Linked DNA regions of Homo sapiens: region 1 is linked to region 2. The links are chromatin contacts, found by Hi-C or POLR2A ChIA-PET in ENCODE. All regions are on one chromosome and are shown on one strand. Each heading gives the region's core, a stretch centred on a gene start or an enhancer-like site at or near the end of the contact. The rest is flanking DNA. Distances are from core to core; before and after follow the strand shown. Region 1 has its middle 57 kb from the start of BCO1. Region 2 holds the start of C16orf46 (chromosome 16 open reading frame 46).

Evidence for each region. A loop is a pair of places that touch in the nucleus more often than their neighbours do. ChIA-PET counts read pairs that join two places held with the same protein, here RNA polymerase II (POLR2A). Pooled maps may share reads with other maps.
Region 1: a map of ascending aorta shows a loop between it and region 2 (9-fold over the local background). The contact joins the enhancer-like site here to the promoter of C16orf46 in region 2. A Hi-C loop is called at or near these places in 5 of 168 maps with a recorded cell type or tissue (PC-9, ascending aorta, dorsolateral prefrontal cortex and 2 more) and 12 of 50 pooled maps. POLR2A ChIA-PET finds 5 or more read pairs at or near these places in 9 of 52 experiments (A549, HEK293T, HepG2 and 4 more).

Annotation. Positions count from the first base shown.
Region 1 is chr16:81,180,113-81,182,812 of GRCh38, reverse strand. It overlaps the pseudogene PKD1L2. Among named protein-coding and RNA genes, the nearest start is that of BCO1, 57 kb to the left of the region's middle. Within about 2 kb of position 1,397, at least 17 of the 41 ENCODE cell types and tissues checked have a DNase peak (open chromatin) inside an H3K27ac peak, as active enhancers do; they include PC-9, ascending aorta and gastrocnemius medialis, where a contact is called at or near this core.
Region 2 is chr16:81,075,871-81,078,570 of GRCh38, reverse strand. C16orf46 (chromosome 16 open reading frame 46) reads left to right here and starts at 1,333. Exons shown (of 4, transcript NM_152337.3): 1 at 1,333-1,435. It overlaps C16orf46-AS1 (C16orf46 antisense RNA 1), which reads right to left. Exons shown (of 2, transcript XR_007065137.1): 2 at 1,973-2,147. RefSeq lists enhancers at 251-909, 1,022-1,071, 910-1,570, 1,662-1,801.

The DNA of each region.
Region 1 (2,700 bases), core at 148-2,647, 100 kb before region 2:
TCAGTCCATCTTCACAACCAAGGCTACGTCCCAGTGTTGGTTGGGGCAGGGGCGGCTTTTATTCCATCTTTAATTTGAAAAAGGGCCATTTCCTACCCTCTCAAAGGACTTGAGAAGGACTGGACAAAAGACCAGGCCAGTGGTCACAATGCCTGTCTGAGTCCGTTTTGCATTTTTTTTTTTTTTTTTTTTTTTTTTGAGACGGAGTCTTGCTCTTTCACCCAGGCCGGAGTGCAGTGGCGCTATCTCGGCTCACTGCAAGCTCCGCCTCCCGGGTTCACGCCATTCTCCTGCCTCAGCCTCCCGAGTAGCTGGGACTACAGGCGCCTGCCACCACGCCTGGCTAATTTTTTGTATTTTTAGTAGAGACGGGGTTTCACCGTGTTAGCCAGGATGGTCTCGATCTCCTGACCTCGTGATCCACCAGCCTCGGCCTCCCAAAGTGCTGGGATTACAGGTGTGAGCCACCGCGCCCGGCCCATTTTGCATTGTTATAAAGGAATATCTGAGGCTAGGTAATTTATACAGAAAAATGGTTGGCTGGGCGCAGTGGCTCATGCCTGTAATCCCAGCACTTTGGGAGGTTGAGGCGGGTGGATCACTTGAAGCCAAGAGTTCAAGACCAGCCAGGCCAACACAGCAAAACGCTGTCTCTACTGAAAATACAAATTAGTTGGGTATGGTGGTGCCTGTCTGTAATCTCAGCTATTCAGGAGGCTGAGGCAGGAGAATTGCTTGAATCTGGGAGGCAGAGGTTGCAGTGAGCCAAGATCGCGCCACTGCACTGCAGCCTGGGCGACAGAGCGAGACTCTGTCTCAAAAAAAAAAAAAAAAAGAAAAGAAAAAGAAAAGAAAGAAGAAAAGAGATTTATTTGGCTCATGATTCTTATGGTTGGAAAATCCAAGACTGGACATCTGTATCTGATAAGGGCCTCAGGCTGCTTCCACTTACAGTGAAAGATGAAGGGGACCTGGTGTGTGCAGAGAAGGGTGGGAGGTGCCAGGCTCTTTTTTTTTTTTTTTTTTTTTGGAGATGGAGTGTTACTCTGTCACCCAGGTTGGAGTGCAGTGGTGTGATCTTGGCTCACTGCAACCTCCATCTCCCTGGTTCAAATGATTCTCCTGCCTCAGACTCCCGAGTAGCTGGGACTACAGGCACCCACCACCACATCCCACTAATTTTTGTATTTTTAGTAGAGACAGGGTTTCACCATGTTGGCCAGGCTGGTCTCAAACTCCTAACCTCACATGATCTGCCCGCCTGGGCCTCTCAAAGTGCTGGGATTACAGACGTGAGCCACTGCTCCCGGCCATCTTTTTAGCAACCAGCTCCGGTGGTGACTAATAGAGCAAGAACTCGCTCCCGAGGGAGGCATTCATCCAGTCATGAGGAATCCAACCCCATGACCCAAACACCTCCCATGAAGCCCCGCCTCCAACATTGGGGATCATATTTCAACATGAGGTTTCAGGGGACAAACATCCAGATGATAGCAATGCCTCGGGGAGCTTCCTCACTCTGTCCTCTGTCTGCCTTTCAGCTGTGAGAGGAACTGCAGGCCAGTTAATGCCAGCAAAGACATTCTGCTCAGGGTCACCATGGGGGAGGACTCTCCAGTGGCTATGTTCAGCTGGTATTTGGACAACACCCCAACAGAGCAGGTGAGCACAGTGACAACCACTCAAGAATGGAAATCTCCCTTGCGCTTTCAGCACACCCGTGTCGCATGCCCGGTACTGGGCCAGGGTTGGGTCAATTCCATTCAGAGCCTGTGGTGTGGGACTCAGGGTATTGGGCTGGGGAGAAAATCAGGGAATTGACAGCAGGGCAAATGGGCACAAAGGAGCATAAGCTCTGGAGAAACTTTGCAGCGGGTGCTCTTGGCATCTCAGCAAAAGTCCTGCTTCCCAGGCGGACGATCCTAACTCCAGCTTTTGTGGCCTGACCATTGGCCAACGACTGATGGGTGGAGGGTCTAATAGCCCAGCTTCTCTGTCCCCAGGTAGGGTGATTTCAGTTGTGCAACTTACACTTCAGGGCTCTCCGTGTGACCAGGCAGAGGCTGGATGCCTCCAGTAACTGTTTTTTGCCTTGTTTTGTTCTCTGCTGTTTCCCTCTCTGCACTGCTTTTCCCTGTGAATCCTCCTTCCATCAATAACCTGCACACAAGGCTGGATATGGTGGCTCAAGCCTTTAATCCCAACACTTTGGGAGGCCGAGGCAGGCAGATCACCTGAGGTCAGGGGTTTGAGACCAGCCTGGCCAACATGGTGAAACCCCGTCTCTACTAAAAATACGAAAACATTAGCGGGGTATGGTGATGCGTGCCTATAATTCTATCTACTTGGGAGGCCGAGGCAGGAGAATGACTTGAACCTGGGAGGCAGAGGTTGCAGTGCACAGAGATCATACACTGCACTCTAGCCTGGGCAGCAGAGTGAGACTCCGTCTCAAAAATATTTTCTTTTTAATTTTTTTTTTTTTTTGAGACAGAGTCTCACTCTGTCACCCAGGCTGGAGTACAATGACACAATCTCAGCTCACTGCAACCTCTGCCTCCTGGGTTCAAGCAATTCTCCTGCCTCAGCCTCCCAAGTAGCCAGGATTACAGGCACATAACACCATGCCCGGCTGATTTTCGTATTTTTAGTAGAGACAGAGTTTCCCCATGTTGGCCAGGCTGGTCTTGAACTCCTGAG
Region 2 (2,700 bases), core at 84-2,583:
CCATGTACTTGCCGTTAGGTTATTTAATTAATATTCATTTAGCAAATCTTAGTTAAGACTTTTGGTATACTTCCCAGAAACTTTTTTCTAATATGCAAGGTCTTGCACTGTTTCCCAGGCTGGAGTGCAGTGACACAATCATAGCTTACTGCAACCTTCAACTCCTGGGCTCAAGGGAGCCTCCTGCCTCAGCTGGGATTCCAGGTGTGAGCCACGGTGCCCAGCTGTTTTCAATAGATCTGAAGGAAGACCAAAACAAATTGTCAACTGATAAAACATTTAAATGTTTTTGGTTAATACTTACTAGCTTGAGATACAATAAAACCCCTTTTATTTGCATCTTCCTATTTATGTGAACAAGGTACCTAAGCTTACACGTATGAAAAAAGTTGGAATAGAATTATAGCTGAATCCGTCTCATTGGAGCAATCACAGTGCTAGAGAACTTAGATACCAAAATTTTTTTTGAGACTTGAGTTTTGCTCTCCAGGCTGGAGTGCAGTGGTGCCATCACAGCTCACTGCAACCTCCGCCACCCGGGTTCGAGCCAGTCTCCTGCCTCAGTTTCCCAAATAGCTGAGATTACAGGCGCCCGCCACCACACCCGGCGAATTTTTGTATTTTTAGTAGAGACACGGTTTCGCCATGTTGACCAGGCTAGTTTCGAACTCCTGATCTCAGGTGATACACCCACCTCGGCCTCCCAAGTGCTGGGATTACAGGCGTGAGCCACCGCGCCTGGCCTAGATACCGGTTTTCTACAGCAGAAATAGTCACACTTTCTAAAGCAGAAGGGCTTTGGAGTCAGACCCGAGCTGGAGTGGGGGATGCTTTGCGATCTCTCTTCAGCAAGCTGTTGTTTTAGGGACGTGGGGCCACCTTCCTTTATTTGTATAAAAGATGCCACTGCCCACTTAAGAGCTGTGCTGCTCCGGGCCAGCAGTTCAGCGAGTGCCCGTCGGCCTGGTGCTGTCGGTCACGTAAGTGGGCTCTTTGAGGCTCACAACGCGTCCTCCCTGGACGTTCTGGGCCTGTTAAGTTTGTGTCCGTGGGAAACGCTCACGGCGGTTCCCCAGAGGGCCGAGGGAGAAAAGTGAGGACGTTTCTGGCCGCCTGGCATCTGCTAAATATCCTAGCAGGCACAAGGGCTCCCCAACGGGACTCGCCGACCCGAGAGCCCGGGTGGGCCTCAAGCCCCGCCATCTGAGACCCTCCGTCGCTGGCCCTTCCGGCGGCAGCGCCCGGAGCGGATAGGAGATGCCACGAACCGCCTCGCCAGTGCTAGGCTTTGTTGGGCTACGTCACTTCCGCCGCGGTCCCGCCCCCAGCGTGGTCGTAACCCAAGGCAACGGCCCATCCGGCAGCGACCTGAGTAGCTCTTGCCAGTAGGCCGGGACTAGCTGTCTCGGGGCCTTCCATCCGCTTGGCCCCACAGGTAGGTGTGAGCGGCCATTTCTCCACCCCTGGGGCAAGGCCCGGGACCACTCCAAAGGCGACAGAGCGAGAGTCCCTGCCTCGTTCGAAAGGAAGCGAGAGGGAGCGAAAGGCAGAGGCACTATGTGCCGGGGCTTCCCCAGAGCGGGCGGGGTCTGGGGAGGGGCGGGGCCTGAGGAGGATCCGTTGGGAGCGGAACCCTTTAAGGGTGGGTAGACGGAGGACGGGGAGGAATTCGAACGGGCAATCCAGAACGCTTTTCTGAATGGGATAGTTTGAAAGAAGGGCAGGCGTCTTTGTGGCACGGTAGGAACTGGCGGAGGAAGGGGAAGAGCTAGATGAGGAAAAAAGGCTTATGGCATAAAGGGAGGAGCCTGATAGAGAAAGGGGTGTGGCCTGCAGGAAGGGGCGGGGCTAGATGAAGAGGTGGAGCCGAGCGTGATGCGCCTGGGCTTTAGGGGTGGCAGGTGGAGCGCGTGTGTTTGATGACTTGCGCTTTGCTGTGGACTGTAAGCTGTGTGAGAGTAGAGAAGACGGATGCTGCTTTAGCTTTTTATTCTCAGTGCTAGGTACTTAGTGAATTCATTAATGTGAGTTGAAAAAGGGGAAGAGTTTGAGACTGAGATTGGAATAGATGTGGTCTGATCGGGAGGGATGGTGTAGAAACTGCGCTCCTTGGCATCATTCTGTGAAATACTTGAGGTTCCTGTGACCTGTAGGCATATAATAAGCAGAAGGCACATATAATTAACAAGGAGGATAAAATTTATACTCTTGGAAATATGAACAAATTGTGCAAGTTGGGTGGCGCGGGTGCTTAACTTTCAGACAAAGGTTCAGCTCCTTCCAGTGTGTTTCTAAATGCGACTCCCAACTCATTTTCCTGTAGAAACTGTGTCACAAATGATCAGGATGCCCAGGTCAGTCTTCAGGACCTATTTAACTGGTTCATGTAAGTGAAGATTGGTCCTGTATTAAGAAACTTAACTTCTGCCATGGCTAACAATATTTCTAATGATTATTCCTTCATTCAGCATAGGTTGTTAAGGAGCCGACCCACAGGAACGTTCATTCAAATTCCAAATGAGGCTGCCAGAAACTCATCTTTCCCTGGTTGGAATTTAAGATTCCTTTAAACCTATAGCTTGTAGGAAGATGAGGGTGTGTGGCACAGTGGAGAGCCAATGAGAAGTTGAGGCAAGGTGATAAGGAGTTTTGAGAGATTACCATCTATCTGCTTTTGACATAAACAGCTTGCGTTTGACT